Linked DNA regions of Homo sapiens: region 1 is linked to region 2. The links are chromatin loops, found by intact Hi-C in ENCODE. Cell type or tissue: PC-3. All regions are shown on one strand. Each heading gives the region's core, and the rest is flanking DNA. Links, peaks and the distances in the headings are about the cores only. Region 1 overlaps PARD3 (par-3 family cell polarity regulator). Region 2 overlaps PARD3 (par-3 family cell polarity regulator).

Region 1 (15,769 bases), core at 8,568-11,067, 53 kb before region 2:
AAAAGTTGGGAAGTAGGGGAAAACAAAAGGAGAAGGCATTCAGGCAACAATTCCTCATATATTCTGAAAAGCAATTAGATGCAAGTCACATTTGATTTGTTGCAATTTTAAGGATTCTTTGAGTGGACGTTGGTGTGGGCTGGCCGGCAGGGCATCAGGGGGACGTTGTGAGTCCTGCCCCTCCTTTAGCACTAATTTTAAATTAGATTTGAAGAGTGGTTGGTGAACAGCCTTCCACTGCCCATTTGCAGTGAAAGAGAAGAGCCTTGAGAAGGACGTCCTGCTGAGATGGTTTTTCATAGAAGGTGTCATCATATTCGTGTTAGGAAGACCCAGAGTGAGACTGGCAATTGGCATTTCATGGAAATAAGTGTATGAAATGATCCTGGATTGGTAATGTTCACCATCTTTGTATAAATACCAAAAATGGAGGTTGTGGATCACTACAGATGATGTCCATGTCATTCTCTGCTTCCTGTTAGCATGCAAGTTCTAGTGTGCGTAGCAGTAGAAATTATGAATAAATACTGTCTGTTACTGATACATATGACTTCTGTACATGGAATCACTTGAGTATTCTGATGTAAGGCCATTTGGAGAATTCTAAAAATGCAACACTTGATTAACAGCCCCCCACCCACCCACCCCAGCCCCCCAGTAAAACTGTGAATTCAGGATTAACAAGATACAATGAGTTCATGGATGTTGTCCAAAAAAGGAAGAAACTATATTTTGACATGCTTGGTTTTTTTTTTTTTTTTTTTTTTGGACATGTACTTATATTAGTTTTGCTGGGATGCCATAAGAAAGTGCCACAGACTAGGTGGCTTAAACAACAGAAATTTATTTTCTCACAGCTCTGGAGGCTGGAAGTCCAAGATCAAAGTGTCGGCAGATGGTCATTTTTATGTTCACATGGAGTTCTCCTGCTGTGTGCGTCTGTGTCCAAATTTTTTCTTCTTCTAAGGATGCCAGTCATATTGGATTAGGGCCCACTCTAATGACCTCATTTTAACTTAATTTCTTTTCTAAAGACTATTTCCAAATACAGTCATATTCTGAGGTACTGGGTGTTAGGACTTCAACGTGACATTTTGGGGGATACAGTTCAACCTATAATAGTACTACACTTTTTTAAGTGATTGTGGGGAGCTCTTGATAAATGAATTTAAGGGTACACTCTGGCTCTGTTTAACCAAGTTCTTACATTGATTTTTATAGAGCAAAATATTTCACTTCTACTCATTACTATGTAATCTCACAGGCTGGTTGAGTTTTGGACCATTTGTCATGTATCTTCCACATATCTTCTATGTCTCTCTCTCTCTATGTATACATAGTAGAAAGAGAGAGAGACAGGGTATCACTATGCTGTCCAGGCTGGACCAAATGAACCTTCTGTCTTGGCCTCCCAAAGTACTGGGATTATAGGCATGAGCCATGGAGCCTGTGCTACTTTGTATTTTAATGTAGAACTATTCTCAATAGAGCAGTACCCCTCAGACTTTGAGGTTATATTAATGTCCTACAGATCTTGATTCAGTAGGTCTTGGGTGGAACTTGAGATCATGCATTTCTAGCATGTTCTCCAGCTGATACTGATGCTGCCAGCCCTCAGACCATAGCTTGAGGAATAGAGTCAGGAGTGGCTGCACAATTTGCAGGTTCAGTGTTTCAGAACCACTCAGTGTAGCAAAGCCAAACACTAACGGGATTGCAGCAAGAGAAAGTGAGACATTTATTGCGTGGCCCCAAGCAAGGAGAATCGGGCAGCCCATGTTTAAAACCCCAACTCCCTGATGGCTTACAGGTAGGGATTTTTAAAGGCAAGGAGGCAGAGGTCACAGGTATGGTAATAAATTCATACATGGAGGTTGTACATGGTTTTGACCTATACAGGTGGGCTTTCTTGAAGCGCCGGGTGATTAAACGTGATAGGTAGATTTTAAAATTTTCAGATTTGCAGTTGGTTAAGGAAGAGAAGCTTTGTTTAAATATTTGGGGTCACCAGAAAAGAATGTTAGCTGTGGCTTGTATCACCTCAGATAGACTTTACAGCAAAGAACAAGAAGAGCTGTCAGAGGCCCGCCCTCAGTTTTCTCTCACCTGAGCTCTGCGTGCCAGCAGGTCTGTTTAGTAGGGGTCCAGGTTTCTGAAAAACAGGACATATGCTAAGATGTTATCTTACATTTCTGTTGAGAACAAAACATCTCATGACTCTAACTTTGTTGGCTACTGTTTTAAGCAACTGTTACCTTCTTATCAAATTGCTCATTTACTTCTCAGGGCTAGCAAGGTGCCTGGCATTTCCCTCATATGAACTCAAGCTTTTTCTTTACTTCCATGCCTGGAAGGGGTGGAGGTTAGGCCCGTAAGAGGGGTCCCTGCTTCATCTTAGTAATGCAGAATGAAAATGCGAGTCTATTGTTTAAAAGTGATTCAGAATTTTGAACTGGTCACCGCAGAGCAAGACACCTATTGTGGCCCCTGTGTGAGTATACGGGTGATTCCACCCACGGAGCCAGCCCTGAGCTGTGTGGGAGTGCTGATGGAAATTATCTCAGGGCACTTATCCGCAATGATTTGTAAGATGATGGCTTTTATTGGCCAGTGATGAAATCCTTATACTTCTAACTAGTCATGGTTTTACATAGTACTTGCACGAAACTCAGAGCATGGAGGAGCATTAGCATGCAGGAGACATAGCTAAAGCAAGTTGCTCCTGAGACTGTAGATATCTTGGTGTCTAAAACACAGAATATCACCACCAACACCACAGTGATTATAATATATAACTTGCCCTTCTTTTGCAAAGTTTCAAAGGAATCTAGGGTATGACACATGAATTCCTCTGCCCAATGATGATGATTCTCCTTTGTCCTTGAGGTAGCACTGTGCCTGCTTTTTAATGGTGGTATTTAACTCTGGGAGCAACATTCATTGCATTTTTCAGAGGGGAACAATCATCATCATCATAATACAAGATTATAAAACTCATGGGTCAGGCTTTGCACGGTGGCTGACACCTGTAATCCCAGCACTTTGGGAGGCCAAGGAGTTTGAGACCAGACTGGCCAAGATGGTGAAACCCCATCTCTACTAAAAATATAAAAATTAGCCAGGTGTGCTGGCAGGCGCCTGTAATCCCAGCCACACAGGAGGCTGAGACAGGAGATTGCTTGAACTCGGGAGGTGGAGGTTGTAGTGAGTCGAGATTGTGTCACTGCCCTCCAGCCTGGGTGACAGAGGGAGACTCTGTCTCAAGCAAACAAAAAAACACAATAAAAAAAATAAACATTAGCCTCAGTGGCTTATATTTTCATTCTGCTTAATTTACCATGTCTACCCATGCTGGGCATTAGGATGTCAATTTTGGGGCTGTGGTCCCAGTTGACTGGACTAGAAAAATGAGTTTGTCCCGTATCACCCCTACATGAGTGCCTTCTTTTTTTCGGAGATGGAGTTTTGCTCTTGTTGCCCAGGCTGGAGTGCAATGGCACCATCTCAGCTCACCGCAACCTCTGCCTCCTGGGTTCAAGCGATTCTCCTGCCTCAGCCTCCTGAGTAGCTGGGATTACAGGCATGTGCCACTATGCCCGGCTAATTTTTATTTTTAGTAGGGACAGGGTTTCTCTGCCCAGGCTGGAGGGCTGGTCTCAAACTCCTAACCTCAGGTGATCCAACTCGCCTCGGCCTCCCAAAGTGTTGGGATTACAGGCCTGAGCCACTGCGCCTGGCCATGAGTGCCTTAATGCTTAGAATCATCTAGCAAATATTTTTCAAATATGGCTAGAAACAAAATTTTCTTTAATCATTATGCATTTTACAGTGCCAAAGGCTGTCAGAGTATATTTTTTCCCCCTATAGTGTTCTTATGGCTCAGTGATGAATAAGGTGGATTTGATCTGTATAAAAACACAGACACTGATGTGCTCAGTCATACATCTTTAGACCTATCTCCATTTCTCTGCCCCTTCCCCTCCCTTTACATTATGAGAGCTCTGCAGGTTCCCTTATGGAAGTCACAGAAATGTTTTTTCAGTTACAAGGTATGATGAAAATGGTCTGAGGTCTATTCCTACTTATCCTACTAGATTGCCTCTTGGTGCTTATTCAAATTCTTGATCCTGAATTCCTTTAATCAAGTAATTATTTCAAAGAACATAATTAGGTTTCCATAGGGTCGTTACTTCTTTTATATTCTTGGTTCTTTTTACCTTATCCACCCGTATCTTTATTTTCAGGGATTTCCATATCCATCAGTTGGGACTGAAAACTAATCTGCATTAAAGTAGCAGTTGTTACTTGATATGACTTACTTTTTTTTTTCTCATGGATATTTGAATGTTACAGGATTTGGGAAGGTAATTTTTTTAAATTACTGATAAAAATCTTGTGGAGGATTCTGATTCTCAGGTCTGGAATAACCTGCATTTTTTGAATAAGTGGAGCATTCACATGTGGTTTAAAATTCAAAATATGTAATTGATGACACCATATCCGAGCCATTCAGTTTCCTTCTCAGGAGGCAGTGTTGTTAGTGGGTGTGTCTGTTGTGTGTGTTCTTCTAGAGATAGTTTATGTTTATATAAGCAAATGCAGATATACCTTCCTCTCATTTTACATACTTTTCAGTTTTCTAAGCCTTTAGCAAAAGTATATAAATTAATGTTATGGGATTTTACAAAAGGCAGAAGCCTTCAAGACTATAAGCAGTGCAGACAGAGTGATTTGAATGATAGGAAGTAGGTATGCTAAGTAACCTCTGAAATGACACCCGCACACCACAATTTTCACTTTCTGTGCACAGAGATGGTACTATCTGTAGATTTCCAGAGTTTTGCCAAAAAAAAAAAGAAAGAAAAAGAAAAAAAAAGAAAAATTAGAAAAAGTGGTGAGCCTTAGTACTAGAAATAGTAAAGAATTAGCAGGTGAAGTTTAGCAGATTTTTTTTAAATTAACATTGTTAGTTTAATTTCAGTTCCTAATAGATTGATGAAATAAACATTAACAAGAATGTGTAAACATCTGTAAGTTAATGGGTGCAGGACTAAAGCATTTTAAGTAGTAATCATCATACAAAAACCTGATTGCTTTCCTTGATAGCTCTATGGAATTACTTAATTTTAAAAAGGCTATAGATGTTAAATATCACGATTTTCGAGTAAGTGATTTTTTGAAATCTTATTCACCAAACTAACCGAATTGGATAAAGAAATGTCAAGTGTGTAATAAACTGTCCAAGAGTTAGTGGCAATTGAAAACATATCAAGTTGAAGAGAACCACAGGATAATGTGTATCTTTTCTTTTAATGATCTAGAAGAATTAGCTAAGCAATATATTAAATCTACAGATGATCATGAATGAGGTGTTTTCTTTTTGTTTTTTATGAGTGTTACTGAGAATGAAGCAGTAGGGTCAAACATGCAAGTTTAATAAAATGGCAAAAGATGAAAAAAAAGTCTTTGCAAAAAGCTAACTAATGTTTCTGGGGATGGATAAATCCCTAGGAACAAGAGAGGGGAAGACCTAATGAGCCTGGGAAAACCTAATGAGCCTAAAGTGTTTTATTCCATGTAACGAAAACATATCAAACAGTAATCTTGGGTGACTAGCCTATTTTTTTGTCTGCCCAGTTAGCTTAATTGACAGCCATCATTAGATGGCATTATGATTGGGCAAACCAGGAACTTCTGCAGTAATGGAAGTTTTCAAAAAAAGGTTTGTCTCTCAACTGAAAAATAATAGACAAACATCACAGAGACGCTTAAAAATTGATTGAGTCAGGTAACGTTTGTTTTCATGTGAATTATTAGGAAACTCCGCTCGATTAGTTGGACACCATGTACCTCTCTTTTTCAAGGTACTGTACACAGGAGCTTGAGAAGAGATGAAATGGGGCCAAGAAACTAGCATCTGAATGCACTTTACTAAAAGCATTTTTTCTGTTTTACATATGTTTTGGCTTAACCTTAGAGATGTTGCAATATCCTAACAAATGCCTTACAGAGAATCCATGGCCAAAGTGGAACTGAAAGTCCTAGGTCTTTCTGCCAAGTGCATAACTCTTTCCTCCTTACTACACTAGAAAGACTTTAGCATTGTAATATTCTGAGACAACATCAGTGATTCATTCCTCATTTTAGGAAGCAGTAAGGGATAGGTCTACATGGACAAAGAGGAAGGTAAGGTTTCAGTCTCTAAAGCAATAATGGTGGGTTGCCCTTTTGTTAAAGAGTCTCATGTCAACAAATTCATGTCTAGTTTAGGCTAGGAAGAAATAATAGTTGGGAAAACAATAGCTTGAAAAATCAGTAGGGCATGCCAGGCATCCTTGTATCTTCACATTTGTGTATCACGTATAATCTAAGTGATACTAAAAATTTGTTACGCTCTAATAAATGATGATTTATGTATACCAAAGGCTCTAATAAAATATCTAGAATTGGTAGCATCATAGATATGAATTAAATAGATGGAGATGAAGTAATTAAAATTAGTTCCTAATTTGCACTGATTTTTTTTAATCTTCAATTTTGTAGGAAAAAAAAATTGGAGCATTAAACTGATAGAAAATTGTAAAGAACATTCTGCTTCCGGTAGGGAAAATGGTCTGTTTTCTTTTCTTACTTTAACATAAGATCAATACTAATGTCATTTATATTGTACTTTAGTGTTTACAAAGTAGATTCACATATATTCTCTTATTTCATCTGTGCAGTAACCTCTGGAAGATAAGGTTTCCTCATTCTGTTTTTTAATGTCTGTTTCTTAACTCTGTGTAAAGGCAGATTGATTGGGCCTCATTTCCTCAATTTAGAAGGCTGGACTGATTGATGGAACATTAAAGAAGGCAGAGGTAAATAAGGGATAGTGATTCTAAAAATAAAAGTGACACTTGAAGTGGTTTGACTAGCAGTCTCACTTATTTTTCCAAAGGCAAAAATTAAAAAAAAATCAAAAAGACAAAAATTAAAACCCAGAGATACTAATAAAAGCAGGGAGCACATGTATCTTTCTGATCCTAACACTTAGAGTAGCAGCTATCTTGACAGCCTATTTTTGTGAATAGAACACTTAGATGTCCATTTTTAAGGACAACTTTGTTTTTTCTTCCTGGTGTTTTGTTGTTTTACTGGCATATATCTAAATTTGATTTAAATTTCATGGCATTAAACCAAAAACTTAGATGGTTATATCGTGTCATTTGTTATATTTATTCAGTATTTGTTGGTGCATTTTGGTAAATTTTTTACTTTATTAGTTGGGGTTATATACCACCACATTTAATCCCAGGTACTCACAATAATAACAGCTTAAACATGCTAAGAGTTTGTTTCTCTCTTATGTGAAAGAAGTCAAGCAGTTGGCAGTCCAGGTCTGGTATGTATTGACAACCCCAGTGTCAGAGAACCAGACACTTGTCTCCCCGAAGTATCATTCTTAGCAGTATCACCTCATGGTTCAGGGTAGCTGCCTGAGCTTCAGCCATCAGGCTGATATTCCAGGCAGCAGAAAGGAAGAAAGAAGAAGGGCACCTGGTTTCCCTTTTAGGATGCTTTTGTGAGGTACAATTAGCATTCTTGTCTTTAACTTCTTAAAGCTCATGCGAAAACAGCTTACTGCAAGGTGAGCACATGACTGCCTAGCTTAACACAGAATTTCCTTATGAAGGAGGACTAGAACAGTGGATGTTGGTGTAGGCACTGCTTAGTCTGTGTCACATATAGCGCATAACACATCAATAGTGAGAATGCTTCAGTTCAACCAGTTCATGGCTTTGGGGGCTGTACCAATTGGTTTATAATGGTTATGATTTTGTGACCAATTATTCTTTATGTGGAGATATATATAAGAGGAACTGCTTTATTCATTTAGACCAATAAAAGCGATACCTGAAGTGATTTGTGGACAAGTGGCTACAAGAGGATATTGGTGAGCATATTTGTTCCCATGAGTCATTTTCTAACCAGTTATCCTAACACTGGGTTTCTGTACTGTCTTTAATTTTCACATTATCTCTAAAGTCTTCAGGAGGAAATATAAGCAGTGTGGTGCTAGAATAGCTTTCTATGTGAATTCTTTTCCCCCTTATTCATTACTGGAACCAGTAATTGCCTAGAGAATGATGGGCAAAATGCCAGCTCATCATTTCTTTAAGGGTCTAAGAATTGGCTTTGGAGAATGGAAGAAAATTCCAGAAACACTGTCAAGAAAGTTATTATTTATTTCAAATGTTATTTGGAACAGCAAAGGACAATATGTTTTATAGCACAACTTTTAAGATGACTGAATTGGCAATAAATTCACATGATGAAACTTCAGCAAGTCTTTATGTTTCTGCCGGGGAATTCTTTGGTTCTTGGCGTAAATTTTTAAATAGTTAATATCAGCTTCCTATTCTTAACATTCCTTTAGTTGTAGAGCTAATGTGAAAACAGCTTGCTGTGTTGTGAAGAATGCCTTTAGTTAGCCAATAAATCAACTCATGCGTGTTTCAGTTGTCAAGCATGTTAAATAGTAGTTTTTAGACACAAGAGGGATTGCCCATAATATCGTTATTGTGAGATTCTGTTTCTCATCCACCACGAATGAAATCCCTTCTTTCCCAGACTGCCTCTCACAGCCCCTCCAGCACTGTGGTTCAACTCTACACCAAGAGATGACAAGTCCTGGGTTCTCAAAGACTTGGATTTTGGTTCTAGATTTGCAGTGTAGGAGTCAGGCAAATGGATGTGTCTCTTGAGGCATTAGTATCTTCACATTTCAGACAAGGGCTTGAGTTAAAATACTGTTTCCTTTCACTTCCAAAATTCTATAACTCTGTGCAATGGTTTTTAACAAAAATCTTTGAAAAATAACCTAAATAGGCCGGGCGCGGTGGCTCACGCCTGTAATCCCAGCACTTTGGGAGGCCGAGGTGGGTAGATCACGAGGTCAGGAGTTCAAGACCAGCCTGGCCAAGATGGTGAAACCCCAGCTCTACTAAAAATACAAAAAATTAGCCGGGCGCAGTGGCAGGTGCCTGTAGTCCCAGCTACTCAGGAGGCTGAGGAAGGAGAATCATTTGAACCTGGAGGGTGGAGGTTGCAGTGAGCCGAGATCGTGCCACTGCACTCCAGCCTGGGTGACAGAGTGAAACTCCGTCTCAAAAAAAAAAAAAAAAAAGAAAAGAAAAAGAAAAATAACCAAAATAAATTTCTAGAACAAATTTCCCAAGAATCCCAAATAAATATTAATTTATATTTAAAGATGCTGTATTTAAACAGTGCAATAATTATGAGCTTTTAAAGGAATCTAAATCAAGATATGTTTAACATTGGCTACTTACGATGAGTTCAAGTACTTAAGCTAATTTTTAGCTTGATACCTGTATTTCGTTGGGGGAAAGAAAACAATATCACTTCACACACTGATCATGTTTTATATTTTCTTTTAGAAATTAAATGATTAATGTGTTAGACCATGTAAGTCAGACAAGGAGGATTGAAGGACATACCTTATGAGTCAGCTAAAAATCTTGCCAGTTCAAATAGTACACATTTCCTTGTGTGAGCAGCTGTCATTGTTCTGAAGTTTTGGAAGTTGTGGTGAATAATACGTTGTGTCTCTAAGTGGCCCTGCTATTGTAATCTGTGGTTACTCTTTAAGTTATGGTGGAAATCTTTACGTGACCAAGCTTGATCACAGTTTCAAGCTTAAAAATTTAAATGTGGGAGATGATACCAAATTTTTGGCAAATGTTTTATGGCCCACAGCCAGGATTAGTAAAAACTATGGTTAATAGATAACTTACAGTTTTCTGTAAACATATTAAAATGCTTTTTGGGATTCAATCAAGCTTGATTTATTTGTTTATGAATGAATGAATGACAGGATCTCGCTCTGTCACCTAGCTGGACTGCAATGGTGAGATTATAGCTCATTGCAACCTGGACTTCTTAGGCTCCAGTGACCCTCCCACCTCAGCCTCCCGAGTAGCTGGGACCACAGGCACGTGCCACCATGCCTGGCTAATTTTTGTATTTACTTTTTATTTTTTTTTTCTAGAGACGGGGATTCGTCATGTTGCCTAGGCTGGTCTCGAGTGATCTACCTGCTTTGGCCTCCCAAAATGCTGGGATTGCAGGCATGAACTACTGTGCCTGGCCAAGCATGCTGTAATTGGAAAATTTAAAATGCTTTTCTGGCTGGGCACAGTGGCTCACGTTTATAATCTCAGCACTTTGGGAGGCTGAGGTTGGTGGATCACCTGAGGTCAGGAGTTTGAGACTAGCCTGACCAACATGGTGAAACCTCATCTCTACTAAAAATATAAAGAATTATCCAGGCATGGTGGTACATACCTGTAATCCCAGTTACACAGGAGGCTGAGACAGGAGAATTGCTTGAACTCAGGAGGTGGATGAACCTCAGTGAGCTGAGATTGCACCACTGCACTCCAGCCTGGGAGACAGAGTAAGACTCCATCTCAAAAACTATTTTTTTTTTTTTCTGTAGTGAAAATGGTAGCTCTAGGCTGTAATCCCAGCACTTTGGGAGGCCGAGGCAGGCGGATCACAAGGTCAGGAGTTGGAGAGTGGGTGGATCAAGAGGTCAGGAGTTCGAGACCAGCCTGACCAACATGGTGAAACCCAGTCTCAAGAATACAACAATTAGCCAGGCGTGGTGGTGCACGTCTGTAATCCCAGCTACTCAGGAGGCTGAGGCAGGAGAATTGCTTGAACCTGGGAGGCGGAGGTTGCAGTGAGCCAAAATCATGCCACTGCACTCCAGCCTGGGAGACAGTGTGAAACTCCGTGTCAAAACACACACACACACACACACACACACACACACACACACACAGAGAAAATGGTAGCTTTTATTTATTTAGTTCACGTTGTCTGACAGTGAACTAGGCTTCTTACGTATTTTTTTTCATTGATTTTAACCAAATGCCCATTCATGAGTGAGGAAACTAAGTTCATCTAGGGCACCTGGGAGGGGCAGGGGGCGTTACGGAAGGGCTCACCTGACAGCAGAGCCAGAGGTGCACATCCTCACGCAAGGTAGTGCTTAGAGGCGCTGGGGTTTATTGAAAAGGATGCTGCTACACTGGTTTAATAATTTTCTTTTTCTTTTTTTTTTTTTTGAGACCAGTCTCACTCTGTTGCCCAGGCTGGAGCGCAGTGGCGCGATCTTGGCTCACTGCAACCTCTGCCTCCTGGGTTAAAGCGATTCTCCTGCCTCAGCCTCCTGAGTAGCTGGGATTACAGGCGCACGCCACCATGCCCGTCTAAGTTTTGCATTTTTAGTAGAGATGGGGTTTCACCATGTTGGACAGGCTGGTCTTGAACTCCTGACTCTGTGATCCACCCTCCTTGGTCTCCCAAGTGCTGGGATTACAGGAATGAGCTACTGCGCGCAGCCTTATAATTTTCTCTTTGAATAAGCAGATATCTTGAAAAGGTATATGCTTAGGCTATCTAGCTCCCCTCCATCTTCCTCAACACCTCTACCTATAAGTGGTATAAATTCAACCTGAACTAATTATAAAAGAAGAAATTAAAAATTTCAGCCACATAAAAGTCTAGTTAGTATGTATAATTCAAGGACTGGTAGTTAACTCACTGTTAGACAAGTAGGTAATGTGTTCCCTCAGCGATTGAGTGTATTTGAGAAGTTGGAAACACTGAATATAGCTTGGTAAGGGCTCAGTGGCCTCTGTAGAAGGGAGCTTGGGTTTGAATTCTAGCTCCACAAAGTACTTGATGTTTGACCACCTACAGCTTCAGTTTCTTCATATGTAAAATGGGCTAATAGAACTCACCTCTGAGTTGTCAGGTTAAAATGAGCTAATGTGTGGAAATTACAACTGTGGTGCTTGGCATATACTATGTTCTCAATAAATATTAGTTGCTCTTGCTATTTTAAAACTTATTCTTTGACAATTCTGTTGCTCATTGGTATGGGAATACTTTCTTATTTAAGAAAAATGGCATGTTCTAACCCATTTATGCCTGAGGTTGCAATTTTGTGAATTTTGAAAATCAGACCTTGACAATGACTTTGAGCAGTAGGATATAAACAACGCTCGCATGCTTGGTGTTCCAGTAATGGAACACTAGGCATAAATGGGCTTAAGGATGGCAGTATGTGATGATTCAGGTAAAAAACTTAAAAAAATTTTTTTCAGCACGAAGTTTTGCTGTGTTTTGGTTGGAATATTGTAAGGAGGTATCACATTTTTAAAAAGCTTATCTTAGCCTCTAATCTCAGCACTTTGGGGAGGCTGAAGCAGCAGGATTGCTTGAGGCCAGGAGTTCATACTGAGACACTGTCTCTACAAAGGAAAAAAGAAAAAAAAAAAGAGCAACAGAAAACAAAAAAACATAGCCGCATGTAGTGAGGTGTGCTGGCATGTTCCTGTAGTCCCAGCTACTCAGGAGGCCGAGGCAGGAGGATCGCATGAGCCCAGGAGTTTGAAGCTGCAGCGAGCTCTGATTGTGCCCCTGCCCTCCAGCTTGGTTGACAGAGTGAGACCCCTGTCTGTTTAAAAAAAAAAAAAAAGTTTATTCTAGCATTGACTAATGCATTAAATAAAGAATTTCTATGCCTGGTCAGCATAAAGCCCTCATCTTAAAATTTAAAGAATCCATCTATGTACCCACGTGTGTGCCTGTGCACACGTGCACACTTCCACACATATTCTAGTAGTCATGTGGAGTTAGTGATGAAATTTTTTTTCATCCCCATTTTACAGACAGGAGATGAGCCATATGGTGCTCATTTTACGATAGTGATAGAATGATGGATTTAGACAGAAGGAAAGGTGTGTGAACAGAGACACATTATCGATTCTCATTCAAATCGGATTCATTCTGCTATGCTGTGTTGCCTTCAGCTGAGTGTCCAGCGGTTTGAAACATTTCTAAATTTTGATTTGGGGCCATCATGCAGCTCAGTGCTTGTGCTTCGGTGCAAGGTCTCTTGGGCAGAGATGCTAATTTAAGAATGTTGTCGGTTTAAATGTTCCTAAGAGGATTAAGCAAATTCTACAGCATATAAATGGACATATTTGGAAGATTTTTTTCCCCAAGCAATTTCAGAAAACACACATGCATCATTTGCTAAAACTCTGCAGGTGTATTAATGAGTTCATCTCACATGAATGGACAGTCACTGAGGGAACTTCATATGTAGGCTTGAGTTCAGGTATATGAAATGCAGGCTAAGTTTTAATTAGAATTTATTTACAGCTCGAAGCTGCTCCTTTGTTTTTCTGCCTGAAGTCAGTAATGAACCATTCCTCTTTGCCTAGTCATTAGTATTCAGAGCTCCATCAGCCTGCAGTTCAAACCCTTTCCCTTGTTTTTGTCAGAGAAGATGATGGAGCAAGGTTGCTTAGAAACACTTAGCCACACTCTCAACGGGAATTATCAATCTGTGCTGTATGTTCACCCCCACACGCAGGGGAGAAAATTGAGTTTTACTGCTGATGACGTTAATTGATTGCAAGTTGTTTTAGTGGGAGTGTGATGTTGAAAACCAGATTTCCTTTCATTTTTATGCATTAGATGCAGAGAAGCTATACAGTGACATGTTCATTCCACTGTAACTAAAAATATCATAGAGGTATCTAAATTTGGTTTTGTATGTTTTATATTCAGATCTTGACACTGGTCAGCTTACAGGATTATCTTTGGGTTGGAGACTGTTTCTGTAGTGATTTCTTTAGTTCCCAGTAAATTCACACAGTCATCTCCTTCAATAGAGTTCTGATTAGTGCAGTCAGGGGGTGACACACTAAATTAGGGGTGGGCAGAGGGGTGAAATGGAAACCAGCTGTTATCTGCTTACCTATAATTTTATATGGTCCAAAAAAAGCTTTTGTCTTTTTTTTTTCTTTTGTCCCTGTTCTTTTCAGATCATCTTCTTCAAAAATTTCTTGCCTTAACATGTAAAGAGTGCAGTGTGTTTCTATGGGTGATTTAATTTGACTTGTATTTATTTTTAAAGATTCCTTGATTTGGCTATTAACAACTTTTAAAAGGTGAAACAAACATTGCTGATGAGAGAATGCACAAGCAAGCAGACAGCCCCTCTGGAAGGTCGGGATGGCGAGAATTGGGGTGAGGAAGAGAGGCCAGAGGCAAGCGAACTGTATTATGTTGTTTAGGATTTTGTCCTCCACAGCATCTAAGTGGATGTGTATATTTAAGCATAGTGTCTTTTGTTATACTTTATCATGGATTCCCATTGAAAGTAATAGATTGAGACTTTGTGGGGGAGGGCTTACCCTGTACTTCTCTGGCAAACATCAGTGATTCTGCTGCTTATTCATTCAAGACTGCACATAACCATTGCCTGCAGAGCTTGAAGAAGCAACACACATTTCCCTGACTCGTTCTTATGAGTCAGTAGAAAAGAAAGATGGCTAAGCCTATGCCTGGTGCATCTCAGTTAGAACCTACAGAGAAGAGCTCAAATACCTGATTTTCTTTCTTTCTTTTTCTTTTTTTTTGAGACGGAGTTTCACTCTTGACACCCAGGCTGGAGTGCAATGGTGTGATCTTGGCTCACTGCAACCTCTACCTTCCAGGTTCAAGCAATTCTCCTGCCTCAGCCTCCTGAGTAGCTGGGATTACAGGCACCCGCCACCATGTCCAGCTAACTTTTGTATTTTTAATAGAGATGGGGTTTCACGATGTTGGCCAGGCTGGTCTCGAACTCCTGACCTTAGGTGATCTGCCCACCTTGGCCTCCCAAAGTGCTGGGATTACAGGCATGAGCCACCGCTCCCGGCCAAATACCCAATTTTCTACAAGTGTCACTGGAAAGTGCTGCTCCTGTAACTTAGGAGATATGAAATATGAGTTCATGTGTCAGGCCTGGGGTTTCTTATTACACAGAAGCTAACCCTATCCTAAGGGGTGTGCTCTTTATGTGCAGAAATAGGAGATAGGAGCCAAATTATTTCTGTGTCTACCAAATTTTTCCAATTTGAGGAAAATAGATAAAGCCTACTCCCTTGTGATTATGTCCCAAGAGTTTAAAATCAAATTAAAATTTGGTGTTGAAATCTCAATTTCCTTTAAATAAGATGACTTAAAAATTAATAGTCACTGGTCTTAATTATGAATAATGCATTATCATGTAATATTAAGCCTCACATAAGATATAATACGATAAAAATTCTGGGATGTTGAATCTGGTTTAAGAATTTGTGCATTCTCAGAATTTTGTTTTACTTTCATTAAGAAACAGTACATTTAAGGCCAGGCATGATGGCTTATGTTTGTAATCCCAGCACTTTGGGAGGTTGAGGCAGGAGGATTGCTTGAGCCCAGGCATGAGCTATGATTGGGCCACTGCAGTCCAGCCTGGGTGACGGAGTAGGACCCTGTCTCTTTAAGGGGGGAGCAGGGGAGGGGAGGAGAACCATTTCAGTAATCTTTTCTACTTTATGAATGTGTTCATAATAAAGACTCCTGTGGAAACTGTTCTGGATAAAATTATTAGTGCAAGTAGTGCCAGAATAGCAGATATTTCTGCATGGCTGCTTAGGAACTTAGTTTTTGCTGACAATTTTGAAAATGTTTCTTATTCCAAAGTGCTTAGAGGACCTCCAGGCTTATGATTGTTCTTTCCCAAGAGTATTTTTTGAGGGACAGGGAGAAGGAGCTCCTATATCTTGGTTCCGTGGTTCTCTGTCTAAAGGGAACACTGCCGTAAATACTTGAGTCATACTTTAATAAAGCCCATAGAAGAGTGAATTGGGCTTAA
Region 2 (15,769 bases), core at 7,745-10,244:
GTACTGCTAGCACTGTTACTTCTTTCATAGATGTTTGGGGTGATTATTAATGGAGACTTAGTTTTTCTCCAAATTTTCTTCTGTTCAGTGAAGTCACTGTAGTCACTGTAGATTTGAAGATATAACAACATTAAATGATTTAAGTACTTTTTATATGCATATTTGAGGGAGTGAGTAAAACTATTAGAATATTAAAAATTTTTTTTTTGTTATACTGAAGTCCTACAAGTGGCTCCAATGTGTGGAAGCGTAGGTGTTGAGTAGAGGTCAAGGTGAATGGTGGGAGAGACACCAAAGTCTTTCAACGAGAGTTTTGAATTGGTGATGAATCAGTGGTGAAGAACTTGGGATTATTTTTGGAATGTTTTATCAGCTCTTGATTGACAGAATACACTCTCGTTCTCAGTTTTTTTTAACAACACTATTAATAACAGTACTGACTAGATTTATTACTAAAAACCAGCTCGGGTGTTTGTCCAGTAAGTTTACTGTCTTTGAAGGAAAAGCATTTTTGTACCAACAAAATTTTGAGCATTGACATGGAGTTAATTATAATCAGATTTGGCTTTTTAAAGCCTAACTATTTTTTTTTTTTTAAAGATAATTGTGGGTTAAACATTAATTTAAAACTGTCTTGGCCAGGCAGGGTGGCTCACGCCTGTAATCCCAGCACTTTGGAAGGCTGAGGCTGGTGGACCACCTGATGTCAGGAGTTGAAGACCAGCCTGGCCAACATGGTGAAACCCTGTCTCTACTAAAAATACAAAAATTAGCCAGGTGGTAATGGTGCACGCCTGTAATCCCAGCTGAGGCAGGAGAATCACTTGAGCCTGGGAGATGGAGGTTGCAGTGAGCTAAGATTGCGCCACTGCACTCCAGCCTGGGCGACAGAGTGAGACTATCTCAAAAAAAGAAACAAAACCCCAAAACATATCTTACTTTAATATTGCTCTGTTTTAATTTGTGTTACTGTTCTTCGTCATGGAAGATGCTGAAATACTCTCGTCTCATTGCATGAACTGTCTGGTATCCGTTTTGACTTCCCTGTTTCCCTTTGTGTCTTAGATGGGGGATTTTCAGGCACACCAAGACAGCGTTCTCTGATGGCGATAAGCCCTTTGATCTTTTCCCCAATACTTAACACTTTTTGCTAATGTGTTAGAAGAATTTCTTCTTTCCATTCTCCTAATCTCTTCCTGCTTCTACCCATGCCAATATACTTCCTCAAGACATATGGGGATTAAAACGTAGGAATATTCAAAGCAGCTACTTATACAGAGTTTTATGTAGATTGTTACATAATTTTTTTGTTGCACTTAATATTATTCTTAAACCCTGGGTATCCTGCTCAGGACTACAATTTGTCTGCAAAATAGACAAAATAGGATGATTCATTTTTTGAGACAAGGTCTTGCTCTGTCACCCAGGCTAGAGTGCAGTGGCATGATCTTGGCCCACTGTAACCTCTGCCTCCCAGGTTCAAGCAATTCCCCTGCCTCAGCCTCCTGAGAAGCTGAGATTACAGGCATGCACCATCATGCTTGGCTAATTTTTGTATTTTTTAGTAGAGACATGGTTTTGCCATGTTGGCCAGGCTAGTCTTGAATTCCTGACCTCAAGTGATCCCCCAACCTCGGCCTCCCAAAGTGCTAGGATTACAGGTGTGAGCCACCATGCCTGGCCCTAAATTAGGATGATACTAATGATAGCAACAACAACATCAACCACCGTCCCTACTGTTCTGCAGCCGCTGGACCTTGGGCTCACTTGCTTTGTGCCTGTGATTTTGTTCACTGTCTGCATATACAGGCACATTTGCTCATAATGACCTCAGAAGTTTATGGCAACTTCCTGTGGTTGGCATTGTAGCCCTCTTCATTTATTAGACGAACAGAAACTGAGGCACTGAGAGCTCATGTGACCCATTCAATGTCACCCACTAGTCAGTGAAAATGTGTGGATTTGAATCTTTGTCTTCTGACCTCCAGGGCTGCCCCCTCAAATTTCTCCTGCCGCTCTTCAGCCTGAGAGGCACGCCCGTCCTTTGGAGTGGAACTCACCTCTTTCCATTGACTTGACCCAGACAGACTCCTCCTGTCTGCATTTCCACAGCATTCACATTCCTTCTGGGTCTTTTTTTTTTTTTGAGATGGAGTCTCGCTCTGTCACCCAGGCTGGAGTGCAGTGGCACAATCTCTGCTCACTGCAAGCTCTGCCTCCCAGGTTCATGCCATTCTCCTGCCTCAGCCTCCCGAGTAGCTGGGACTACAGGCGCCCGCCACCATGCCCGGCTAATTTTTTCCTTCTGGGTCTTAAGACCTCCTCACACTGATACTTGTTGCCTTACAAGTAGACCTGCCTCCAAAAGTTAACCCGTTGGCTATGTGGAAATTGAAGTGCAGCCTTTCATGGAAATGGGGGTGTTTATTATCTCTTGCCGACGTACTGAATGCTTTCTAGAGCTGAAATATTTTTGCCAACAGATAGAATTGCAAAGGACTGTTTTGCCATTTCTAGTGGATGTAGATGTTTAGGGCAAATGGTGTTAATCCAAGGAGTAACAGTGTACTTTTGGGTCAATAGTCTGTTTTTTTTTGTTGTTTTTTTAGATGGAGTCTTGCTCTGTCACCCAGGCTGGAGTGCAGTGGTGCGATCTTGGCTCACTGTAACCTCCGCCTCCCAGGTTCAAGCGATTCTTCTCTCAGCCTCCTGAGTAGCTGGGATTACAGGCATGTGTCACCATGCCTGGCTGATTTTTGTATTTTTTAGTAGAGATGGGGTTTCACCATGTTGTCCGGGCTGGTCACAAACTCCTGAGCTCAAGTGATCTGCCTGCCTTGGTCCCCCAAAGTTCTGGGATTATAGGTGTGAGCCACCGCACCCTGCCTGCAATCATATTTTTGGTATTCTCATGTTATAATTCTCTTATAGTTGATATAGAGTGATTGAATATTGCTTTTTTAAAAAAATATTTTCAACTTTTATTTTGGATTCAGGAGATATATGTGCAGGTTTGTTGCATGGATATATTGCGTTATGTTGAGGTTTGGGGTATGGATGATCCCGCAATCCAGGTAGTGAGCATAGTACCCAGTAGGTAGTTCTTCAGCGCATGTCCTTTTCCCTTCCTCCCTCTTCTAGTAGTGTTCAGTGTCTATTGTTCCCATCTTTATGTCCAGGTGTACTTAAAACATTGTTTACTTTTAGGTTCTGCCTTCGTACATTTATATGGTCATTTACTGAATAACAATATTTTGGTCAATATTGCATTGCATATAGGATGATGGTCCCATAAGATTATAATCCCATATTCTTATTGTACTTTTTCTTTGGTTAGATACGTTTAGATATACAAATACTTACCATTGTGTTTCAGTTGCATAGGGCATTCAGTACAGTGACATCTTGTACAGGTTTGTATCCTAGGAGCAAATAGGCTGTAACATAATAGCTTAGGTGTGTAATAGGGTATACCTCCAGGTTTATGTAATATACTCTATGATGTTCACACAACAATGAAATCACCTAACCAGAATGTATCCCTGTTGTTAAGTGACATGACTGTATCATAAAGTAGAAAAATGGAGTAGAACAACTGGAAGAGATCTTTCAGTGTAAAAATAGAGTTAGAAGATATTCAGAAGAAATTCACACTCTGCTAATATGTAACTTTGTAGTGTCAGAGTGATGTCATAGAATTGAGGAAATGCTCATTGATATTTAAGTGAATGTTAGAAAATGTACTTTTTCTTCTAATTTCTCATAGAACAAGGATCTATGAATCTGCCGAAAGTATATCCAGAACGAAACAACTCTGTGCATGTTTTTATGGAGAAAGTTCATTTGTAGCTTTATTAGATTAACAAAGTGTTCTATAAGCAGCACTTCACACAGTTCACACCATGTGGCACATAGCGGGCACATGGTGTGAACAAAAGAATAAATATAAAGAAAACACGTGATGAGCCCAGCCTTATAAGCTGGTGCAAAGTTGTCTACTCAGAAATAATAGTTAAAAAGTATAGTTGACCCTTGAACAACTTGTGTTTGAACTGCTTGGGTGTACATATGCATGGATCTTTTTCAGTAAGTATATTGGAAAAATTTTTGGAGATTTGGCATGTTAAAAATTTTAGATGAACTATGTAGCGAGATAAGGAAAAAAATTTAAAAATATATGTCATGAATGTGTAAAATATATATATAGATACCCTGTCATTTACAACCATAAAATATACAAAAATCTGTTACAAGAAGTTAAAATTTATCAAAACGTCCATATACACAGAGCATACGTGGTGCCATTCACAGTTGAGAGAAATGTAAGTAACCATAAAGATGCAATATTAAATCGCAACTGCATAAAATTAACTGTAGCACAGACTGCACTACTATAGTAATATCATAGCCCCCTCCTGTTGTTACTTGCAGTGAGCTCGAGTGTTGTGCGTGTCTGCTTAAAGTGCAGTGTGATGCTCATCATCTCCTTGTGAGCAATTTGTCTTCCCAGGAAATTGCATATCACAATAAAAAGTAATTGCTCTTGGTTCTCATGCATTTTTCATCATGTTTAATATGAAACTGTAAACCTTGAATAACGCCAAGGGACCCATGTGAAGTGCCACTAGTGATGCTGGAAATGCTCCCAAAAAAGGAGAGAAAAGTCATGACATTAGAACAAAGAGTTGATATGTACCATAGATTGAAGTCTGCAGCTACTGCAGTTGCCCACCATGTCAAGATAAATGAATCCAGTGTAGGGACCATTATAAAAAACAAGAAAGGAAATTCCTGAAGCCGTTGCTGCAGGTATGCCAGCAGGCACAAAAACCTTGTACTTTTGTGAAATACCTTTTCATCTCATATTGAAAATGCGGCTTTTATGTGGATGCAGGATGGTTAAAGGAAAAGCACCTATTGACTAATATGATTTGAGAAAAAGTAATGTCATTACATGGCAAGTTAAAGCAACAAGAAGCTGAAGGATTTAAAGCTGGAGAATTTAATGCCAGCAAAGGATGGTTTGATAATTTTTTAAAGAGGCTTGGCTTAAAAAAATGTTCAGCTAACAGAAGTATTAATAACTTCTGCCAACCAAGAGGCAGCAGACGAGTTTCCAGATGCACAATCATTGAGGAGAAAGAGTGTCTGCCTAAACACGGTTTTAATGCAGACGAAAGTGCTGGAAAAAATGCCAGCAAAAGATATTTATTAGTAAGGAAAAGGATCAAGCACTAGGATTTAAGTCCAGAAGAGATAGGCTAACTCAATTGTATTGAGCAGAGGCAGTCAGGACTGCCCTCATCTACAAAGCTGCTAACCCCTGAGCCTTGAAAGGAAAAGATAAACACCAGCTGCCAATCTTTTGATTGCACAACATAAAGGCCTGGACACTGGGAACACTTTTCCAGATTGTTCTATTGATACTTTGTCCCTGAAGACAGGAAGTACCTTGCCAGTAAGGGACTGTCGCCTTTTAAAGTTCTTTTGATATTGACCAACGCCCCTGGCTACCCAGAGCCCCAGGAGTTCAAGGCGTTGAAGTAGTCTAGTTGCCTCAAACACAATGGCTCTAATTTAGACCTGTAAGGCTCATTACACACAGTACCCTTTGGAAAGGATGGTCGTTACTATGGAAGGGACCACTGATAGAACATTATTATGAAAGTCTGGAAGAATTACCAATGAAGGTGCCTTCCTTGTGATAGAAATATCGTGAAAGCCAGTAAATCCCAAATAACAAATTCTTGCTGGAGACAACTGGGTCCAGATATTGTGAATGACTTCACAAAATTGACAACAAAGCCAGTTAAGGAAATCATTAAAGAGATTGTGGATATGGCCAAAAAAGTGGGGGATGAAGGACTTCAAGATATCAGTCTCAGAGAAATTCAGGAGCTCATAGATACCACAGCTTAGGAATTAATAGAAAATAACTTGATGGAGATGAGTATTTCCGAACCAGTGCCTGATCATGAGGAAGAAGACAGAGACGAAGCAGTGCCAGAAAACCAAAATTACACCATCTGACAGAAGGGTTCTGATTATTCAAGACTATTTTTGACTTCTTTTATAATATGGACCCTTCTGTGATATGTGTACTGTAATTAAATCGAACAGTGGAAGAAGGGTTGGTATTGTATGGAAATATTTTTAGAGAAAAAAAACAGAAAAAGTCAGACATTGTGATGTATTTCTGTAAAGTGACACAGTGGTGCCTGTCTCTCCTGCCTCCCTTTCCACCTTCTCCACTTCTTCTGCCTCTGCCACCCCTGAGACAGCAAGACCAACCCCTCCTCTTCTTCCTCATGAAGATGATGACGATGAAGACCTTTATGATGGTCCACTTCCACTTAATGATTATTAAATATATTTTCTGCCAGGCATGGTGGCTTAGGCCTATAATCCCAGCACTTTGGGAGGCTGAGGCAGGAGGATCACTTGAGGTCAGGAGTTTGAGACCAGCCTGGTCAACACTGTGAAACTCCGTCTCTACTAAAAATACAAAAATTAGCCGGGCTTGGTGGTGCACACCTGTAATCCCAGCTTCACAGGAGGCTGAGGCAGGGGAATTGGCTTGAACCTGGGAGGTGGAGGTTGCAGTGAGCCAAGATTGCACCACTGCACTCCAGCCTGGGTGACAGAACAAGACTCCATCTCAAAAAAAAAAGTAAAGTAAAAAATATATTCTTTGCCTTATGATTTTCTTAATAATATTTTCATTTCTCTAGGTTTACTTTATTATAAGAATTCAGTGTGGAATACATATAACACACAAAATAGGTGTTAACTGTTTCATGATAGTGGCTAGGCTTCCAGTCAACAGTAGGCTTTGGTAGTTAAGTTTTTGGTGAGTCAAAAGTTATACTCAGATTTCGACTGTGTGGGGGGTTTGCATCCCTGCATTGTTCTAGGGTCACCTGTTTAATAGCACTGGGGTGATAATGCACATGTGTCCTTGTTAGAGAAAGAGCTCATGGGCCTCCTTGTGGTGTTGAGTACTGCTGATCCAGCTATTCCATGCTACTTTTCTTTCCCTAGTTTTGTGAAACCCTGTTTCCTTGATTTTATTTATATTCTTTAGTCAGTTCTCAAAATCCTTTGAAAGTGGTTTGGAGGAAGGGAAGAGGAACCTGCAATCTCAGCAGTTACCCAGGTTTGAGTTCTGATTTCCATGGGTGATCCGCATTCAGATTGGATGAAACCTGTGGCTTCAATTGTACCTAAGTGTGGACGGCACCCAATTACAAGTAGTTAGCCTCGAACTCTTTTTTGTACCATGGACTCCCATCTCCAGTTGTGTCCCAGGAACTGGCTGAGAGCATGTGATAGTTTTCCCTGTAACTGAATGCATCATCTTTTGTTTTTGTTTGTCCTTGTGCCTGTCCTCTGCCCAACCACCCAAATGACAAACCTAGACACCTAAAATCTGTCATTTTCCTTCATAATGGCACCCATCCACCACATACCAAGTCCTTTTAAATAAGTCTCCATTCTGCATTTGAATAATTATACATCCTGATTGTCTTTTCACCACCTTTCCATTAGCCTTGGCCCTCATGACTTCTTCATTATTAGACTAATGAGCTACGAGTGTTTACCCTCCTAGTCCTTCTCCATACCCCTTGAAACCTCGTGCAGAATAAATGCAAGTTAAACTGCTGTGTGTTAATGACACCCCGCAGTTTTCAGGATAAAGTCTATATGGCTTAACTTAGTTGTCTTTCATCTTCCCCTCTTGATTACCTCAGTCTCTTGAAACTTTCTCAAATATTAGTAACATTTCTTAAAAACTTGCTACTTACAGGAAACATCCTAAGCAATTTGTCATAATCAAATGAAATTTATGGGGAAAAAACAAAACAAAACAAAACAAAACAAAACCTATCACTACTGAGCCCAGAGGAGTGAAGAAGTTACCTAGGGCCACGCAGCTGGTGAGTTGTTTGAGGCTGACTCATCTTGAGAGCTCATTCATGATTAGCAACCTTGTGGTGGTAGAATGAGTGGAATTCCTGGCAAACCGCAGGATAAAGTGTCTCCATCTCCATTATTCTGGGTCACTTGTGTGGACGTTGTCTTGGGAAGCAAATGAAGGCAAGTAGAGGGTTTGGCTTTCCTTAGAATAGATTTTCTTTAAAACTTAAAATTTTTAAACTCTTTGTGCTTGACTAAGTCCATTAGATGGCACTAGTATTTACCTTCCAGAAGATTGGCATTAAATTTCAGTATTAAAGCAATTTGTGGATTGGGGGAAATATTTAACTTGCAAGTTATTTCTTTTACCTGTCAAATATGGGAGTGAAAAGATGGGCACACAATATTTATTCTGTGTTCAGTTTTTTAAAAACATTGCTAAACAGGTTATACTAATGAAGAGTTGATAAAAAGAATTTTATTATTTAGTTACTTTTTGAATAAACCTGCCAGTTGATTAAAATGAGCCTAATTTAATCAGTATTGTATTGCATACTGAAGATAATTTAGGCTAATGTCAAGGACACCGTTATCTCTCCTTTGTAGAAGGTGTTGAAATAATGAGAGTAGCAAAAAAGGAGTCAGAAAATGAAGTTTTTCATCTTTGCCCCTGGGTGGGTATTTAAAAATCACACCCTTCCTTCTTGCATGCAAATTAAACTGAAAGTCATTTTGTACTGTAATATTAACCTTACATTTTACAAAATAAATTTATTGAACTTTGATCTTTTGCTAATATTGGTTTGTGGTTGTCAGAATGAATTTGAGGTTTTCATTGTGTGTCATTTTCACCTGGACTTTCATTCAGAACTTGAAGTGAACAGAAGTGGTGGGTTTGATATATCTTAATTTGAAAATAAATCACTGTTAAGCAGCAACTCCTAGTTCTACTTTCTTCTTTTTTTCTGAATCACTTTTTTCTTCTCTATCTACCCTCCCCACTCCAGCCCATGTCTTAATAGAATCATCTGAATTCCTTTCTTCCTTTAAAGTAGTTAAACGGCCCTCAGTTTTTCTTGTGATGCTTTTAGATGGAAGCTAAGTCATTGCTGAGGTTCTTGTTCAAATTGTGAAGTCAGCAGGTAAAGGGATTATGAACTCCCAAGTGAGTCCCCTATACAAAGGGCAGGTTGCCTTGGAAACAAGGCTAGTTCTTAGAGTTGGAAATACCATCTTGTCTTTAAATGCCAGGGCTGGTGATGTGCTGACCCCTGCTGCATCATCTCTAGACCTAACATTGTGTGGAGAAGTTTTCCATGACTTTGTGCAAATTGCTTAACTGCTTCCCAGTTCTGATTGATTGGCCAAAGCCACAGCCAAGTTTTCTTTTCTAGTGCTTCTCATTTTAAATATAATTTGCAAAATTTAGGACTAAGGAAGTGATCCTTCAAGTTTCTATTTTAGAATGAAAAGTTTTCCACTACTGATTGCCAAAAAATAAAGTATAGAGTTTACCAGATGGCAAGACATTTTAGTGATGAGTCATTTTTTACAAGTTCAACAATGGAATGAGTGATGCGTTAAGGAAGCCCAACGAGGGAATGTCTCGGTTCTGTGAGATGGTATTACTTGATGGTAGAGACGGAATTACCCTTGTTTCTGACGACACTGGATATGAACTGTAGCAGGGAGCTCAACGGTACAAGTTGGTAGGAGGAGGCAGTTGTAGCTTAAGTGGGACTCCTACTTTCCCTGCATCTAAACATTCGTAACTTGCTGGTGGCACAGCAGGAGGAGGGTTTGAGGGTGGTGTGTGGGTATGGAGACAAGGGCTCCCCACCCGTGGAACCAAGCCCTGGTTTACTATATCCAGCTAGCTGAAGAGGTAAAAAGACTAGAAAGAAAGGGCCTTCCTAACTAAAGATCTCAGCTCTGAAAGACTAGAAAGGAAGGGCCTTCCCACTAAGGATCTCAGCTCTGTTTTTGTGGACTCACCAGTGGATGCAGACATTCAGAGGAGCAGGAGAGCAGGGCATGCTCCTGCCTGGTCGTGACTGTCCTGCTATGTTTCTGGGTTGTGCATTCACATTGGCAGCTTTTCATGCCCTGGGACTATTACAGCGTAGGGACTGGGGGAGATTTCAGGATGTGACTTATGCCTGGGAGTGAAGGGAGTGGTGTTTAGTGGAGATTAGGAAGAAGATGGAAAGTATTTCACCCCCAGTTGCTTGCTCACTAACGTTTAACATTGTGATTGGTGCTGTGGGTTTTGGTGGTGGTTGTCTTTTAATTACAGTTTAGAGAGGCTGTGTGTGTGTCTGTGTATGAGAGAAAGAGAGATTTTGGTTTATCTCGTTAAGACCTATCTATTTCCTACATGGTGTTGGATTTTTTTTTTTTTTTTTTTTTTTTTTGATACGGAGTCTCTCTCTGCCACCAGGCTGAAGTGCAGTGGTGCGATCTTGGCTCACCGCAACCTCCATCTCCCACGTTCAAGCGATTCCCCTTGCCTCAGCCTCCCGAGTAGCTGAGACTGCAGGTGTGTGCCACCACGCCCAGCTAATTTTTGTATTTTTAGTAGAGACGAGGTTTCACCATGTTGGCCAGGATGGTCTCCATCTCTTGACCTCATGATCTACCTACCTCTACCTCCCAAAGTGCTGGAATTACAGGCATGACCCACCATGCCTGGTGGACTTTTGATTAATAAAAATATTTTGGCCGGGCACAGAGGCTCACGCCTCTTAGAAAAAAAAAATCTTTTTTTTTTCTTTTAAGCAAAATCCCTACTGCAGACTGTGTTGTTAATTTAAAGAGTTACTATTGAGGGATTCTCTTATTTATCATTTGTTAATGCAGGCATTTCTGGATACACGTAAACATATGAATTGTCAAGCTAAATTGTTCACAGATTAGAACACTATGCTGTTGACCCCTGTTTCCACGTTACTCCCTCTTAGATATGTTGGAAGGTTGGCAGAGTGGCAAGGCTGGAACATATACCCATAGGTGAGGTACTGCTCTAATATCACAAACCATGGGGCTAGAGCCTGAGACGGGTTTGAGGTCAAGTTTCCTGGTACTGTGTACGAGAAAGTCTATCCACACTTTGCCATTCTTGGCTTAGCCAGTAGGAACATTCGCTAGTCTTTAATGTGCTCATGGTATTTTAGTGTTCTTTTCTAAGTTTTAGGTCTTTTTTATCAGACAGTATATACCCTTCTTAATATGCTGATGAAGCGTGGAATTAATCTCACATGCATAACATTTAAAGTTTTCCAGTGGCAAGCTTAAGATTCTTGTTCTGTAGCGAGTTTTTATTGGTATAGTTTGTATTACTATGATTACAAAACATCATTGGTTCAAATATATCCTTTTGCTTACTCGTCCAGTTAAACACTAGCTCTATTTAAATGAGTTTTTAATGAACCATGCTAGCAAGTAAGGCTCAGAGAATGATTAAGGATTTAGTATTGTCTCTGTGTCATTAAAGTAAATTCAGTCATCAGAAAGCTTACAAATTGATTTTTAGTTCCCTTTTTGTTGTGTCTACGTAATAATTAGTTACTACATCATCGCATTTGCTTCTGAGATTATTCATCTTGCCCATTTGCCAGTCTTACCATGTTCTCTTTGAGGGAACACTGCATGTGTTCATGATAAAATCACAACTCGTGCCACTTCCTCCAGTTTGGAGTCAACCTATCTGTATGTGATTAGCCCATTTCTGAATTATTTTGTTCTGTCTTACTGTGCTATCCTACTTTTTATTAATACTTAAGCAGTAGTGTTATGTAGTTGTAACCTCATGGGTGGATACCAGTGTAACAGTGGCACTCATGATAGAGAGTAGAGCAAGAGGGGTTTATATTATATTTGGCAGGTGGGTCAGTTAGCTGATGGCTATACGAATTTGCATATTTTCATTGTGGTTTGTGGTTGACATACTCAAGGCTATTAGTTGAACATAAGTCTTAAACTGGGAATCTAATTAGTCTGAAGGCTCAGTGGGTGATAGACTATGTCACCCTGAGGGACAACAGAATTAAATTTCAGCTCTGAAATGTAAGCATCAGGGCTAGGGAGTATCATAGGTGAATATCTTTCACTGTGGTTTCCAGATGCAGTGGAATATCTCTATTAGGCATGAGTGTTCAAGAAATACTTTCTTCTTAAAGGATGGCATTAGCTCTTGTCGGACAGGTCTCCCTTTGGCAATTGACAGATAGAAGCTTATGATGATGGTGGTCTCCTGTGTTGTTCAGGAAGCAGCGGGAATGTTCTGCCCTCTCCTGCATGATATTTTGCTGGAAATGGCTTTATTAAAGATTGATCTCATTTAGCTCCCTTTCTTATGTTGGATAATACACTGTGATAATCTACAAAAGCATGTTAGTGTTTGGTTAGTTTTTCTTTTATGTAAGTGCCACAGGTTATCACGTGTGCTTTATGGGAGACAAGTGTAAATGAAATCTTAAAAAAAAATAAGAGATAGAAAAAGGGGAATTCAGAAACTCAAATACTTGATCTAATTTATAATTTTTTTGGACATCCTTGAGTGAAAGGGCAGAAGAATTTAAATGTATTGGTAGGTATGATCCTAATTATAGAAATCTATAATTTATAAACTATGGAGACGAAAAGTGATTTTTGAATTAGTGATAGTTTAGAATTATACATCATGGAACAGCCTGACTTCAAACTTAAAAAATGCATGTATCTCCAACTCCTTTAGTTTTATTGTTAAGTTTTTGAAATTTATTTCATTATGCTCTAGTTCTCCCATATCTGTTGAATTTTCTTTCTATTCTCTTCTGTTACATTCTTCTTTATAGGCACATCTGCCCATGACATCTCCCTGTCATCTCTCAAACACGCACTTTCTGTGTTGTGCTTCTTGTTGACTAAGCCGCTGGATCTGGCTTGACTCATGGAGGCTGCTCATGTTTCTTAGATGAAGAGAGGGTCATGGAGGCATCTTCAAGTTTATTCTTGTTTCTAGTATTCTCCAACATGTTTTGTACTTTATCCAGGGCCAAAATATGATGCCTTTTTAAAAGAATTATAAGTCTTTATTTCATAGGAAAACAATTGCATATATTGACATTGAGTGTCCAATGACACCCATCATAATTGACTTTCCCTGGATATGTCTAGCTTATACATGAAGAAAGCAATGGAAAGTGAGAGATTGCTCACAGGGTGTCACATTAAAATGGCTTCTCAGGGTGTGTGGAGTTTGAACCTAGAGGTCTTTGAGATTTCACTTAGACTTGGCTTAAATCAGCTTTCATTTTCCTGTATGAGGGTAGAATCTGCAAGTTCTTTGATCCTTTTAAGCCCTCTGTTTAAGACTGAGTGATGGCACCAGCAGGATGAATTGTCTGTGATGATCTTCATTACCCTCAGATATGTTCAGAAAAATTTTAAGTGGTGTCATCAAAATTGCATTAATTTGGTAAAGGCAGGTTATTACGTTTGATTAATCAAAAACGAACAGAATCCTATTCAGAGGTCTGCAGATAATCTTAGTTTGTAGCCTGCCAGTGCCCTGTGCTGTGGATATGTTAGATGCTCCAGAGCAGGAAGATTTGGAGAAAATAGGATCTTTGACTTGATTTCCCATCTCAAATTTATTCTGTATTTATTTATATGCTAGTCAGATTCATCTCTCTGAGGCTCGGCTTTGCTTCCTGTTAAGTGAAATAATAAAAACGACTTTGTGTTTCTGTGGGGCCCTCTAGAGGAGGATGTAGAGCGTCTGTGGAAGGTCTTCATTTTGTGCCATATCTATGTTGAACATGCATTTTCTAGCATGCTGTCTTCTTTCCGTGTTCTTTTTCCCATTACTATTCCTGTGTAGATCCAAGACACAGCGATTGAGCTTTGCATCTGTCTTCTTTACTCTTGAAACTATTCTCATATTTACAAAAGTAGAACGTATTTATCATCCATCACAATATAATTTAATAAAAGCTCATAGTAAACATACTTATTGTGTTCTGGAAGTTGTATACCTTATCTCTTTATTTGTCCTACATCTGGCAGAGCAGGCATAAGTGGCTGAAAACAATGCAAATTCATTACCTGGCAATTCTGCTTGGTAGAAGGCTGACATGGGTCAGAATGCCATAAAATCAGTGTGTTAACCGTGCTCCTTTCTCGAGGCTCTAGGGGAGAATCTATATCCTTGCCTTCTAAATGCTGCTCACTTTCCTTGGCTCATGACTCCCTTTGTTTGTCTTCAAGGTGGGCAGTGTAGTATTTCTCTGGCCATCATCACGTTTCTCTCTGGCCGCAGCCAGGCGTGGCTCTCCATTTTTCCAGACTTATGTAATTAGATGGGGCTCTACCTGGATAATGAAGGATAATCTTTCCATTTTAAGGTTCTTAACCTCCATCCTGTCTGCAAAGTCCCTTTTTCATAGAAGGTAACATTCACTGGTTCCAGGAGTTTGGACATGGATAACTTTGGGGAGACCATTATTCTGTCTACCCACAACCACCATCCTCTTTTCCAAATGAGGAGAGTAAGGTCTGGAGGTGTTAGAGAGGCCACTGGATTTACCAACAGCTACCCAAAAAATAAGGTCAGAGCTGGCTTTGAATGTAGCTTTTTCTGATTCTCCATTGCTGTTAGCCACTTTGCTACATGCAGTTGTGGGCTTTCAGGTCTTAATTTTACCTATTAAAGGGACTTCCCTAGATCCAAGGGTTTTATAAGCATTTCTGTGTGATGTTTCTATAAGAGGTTTTCTGTTGGGGGGTTCTGATGTTTCATAGTTAAAGTGACTTGTCCTGAGGTAGGGGAAAGTGGGTGACAATGTTTAGAGTTTATTTCTACTTGGGCTATTGTAGGTGTTATCCAAATTCTGCCTGTCTTTTCTCATGGAGACTTGATAGATGAATGGAACAGAAGAGAGATTAATAATTATTGCAAGGAAAAAAATGAACATTCAAAATGATCTACTTTGTGGACAGCAGTGAAGATTCCATCTGTTAAATTAGAATTTGAGTAACATTTCACAAATTTAAAAGACTTTTCCTTTACTTTTTGAAGGGCATGATGGAGATTTTTAATACGCAGTTTTTTGTGAAGGTTCCCCCCACCTTTTTTTTTTTTTTTTTTTGCTGTGTTACTATATGCATTCTTATAGAGTAGATTTTCTAAAATTATATATCTTTCCCAGTTTAACACAAAATTATTTCATATTGGGACCTGGCACTTAAATTTTGGTTTAAAAGAAAGCTGTGCAATTGTATGTTATTGGCATATTGCAAATCACCAACTGTGGTTCTATAATGTTTTCTAAAAATGCTGGAGATAATTATTGAAACTAATATATATGTATAAGCTCTTCCATCATGTGGCATTTAAAGACTTATTCTTTGTAATTTTCAATCTCCATTTTCAGTTTGCAGAAAGGACTCGATTCTTGAGAGAACACATCATTGTGAAAAGTTAATAACAAAACATGAATTTCATTTGCTTCCAATTAAGCACCAAAATGTCAAAACTTAATATCTTCAAAATGCATATTAAGCCACACACCTTATGAAAAGTATGATGATATTAAAATCAAGTATAGCAATCCAAAATCTTCATGCAGAGCTTGAAATGAGTATTTTAGTTTTTTGAGGCTACAAAGGTACCTTGACTTTTAGTTTTATTGCTCAAACTGAAACTAAAATTGCATGTTACTAGAAAGATGGGCTGGGTTGTCAAACTAGGGACCATGGGCCAAATTTGGCCTGTTTATTTTATAAATAAAGTTTTATTCAAATGTAGTCACAGTCATTTGTTTTTGTATTGTCTATGGGTGCTCTTTCATACTATAATTAGTGAGTAGAG

Evidence for each region. Peaks named below come from ENCODE experiments on the same cell type or tissue, not always from the same donor. Only the 100,000 strongest peaks of a DNase experiment are listed, where the experiment ranks them.
Region 1: it touches region 2 in a loop (5-fold over the local background); 8 of 110 quality-filtered maps call a loop at or near these places.

The regions. Positions count from the first base shown.
Region 1 is chr10:34,574,635-34,590,403 of GRCh38, reverse strand. The region is part of intron 2 of PARD3 (par-3 family cell polarity regulator); the gene reads left to right. Among named protein-coding and RNA genes, the nearest start is that of PARD3, 230 kb to the left of the region's middle. In PC-3, for the core only: no CTCF peak of the experiment used is centred there; a DNase peak (open chromatin) is centred at 9,573; H3K4me3 peaks cover 759 bases; H3K27ac peaks cover 1,660 bases.
Region 2 is chr10:34,520,643-34,536,411 of GRCh38, reverse strand. The region is part of intron 2 of PARD3 (par-3 family cell polarity regulator); the gene reads left to right. Among named protein-coding and RNA genes, the nearest start is that of PARD3, 290 kb to the left of the region's middle. RefSeq lists enhancers at 7,691-8,266, 9,657-10,412. In PC-3, for the core only: CTCF peaks have their summits at 8,181 (motif pointing right) and 9,187 (motif pointing left); DNase peaks (open chromatin) are centred at 7,991, 9,161, 9,521 and 10,051; H3K4me3 peaks cover 2,378 bases; H3K27ac peaks cover 2,500 bases.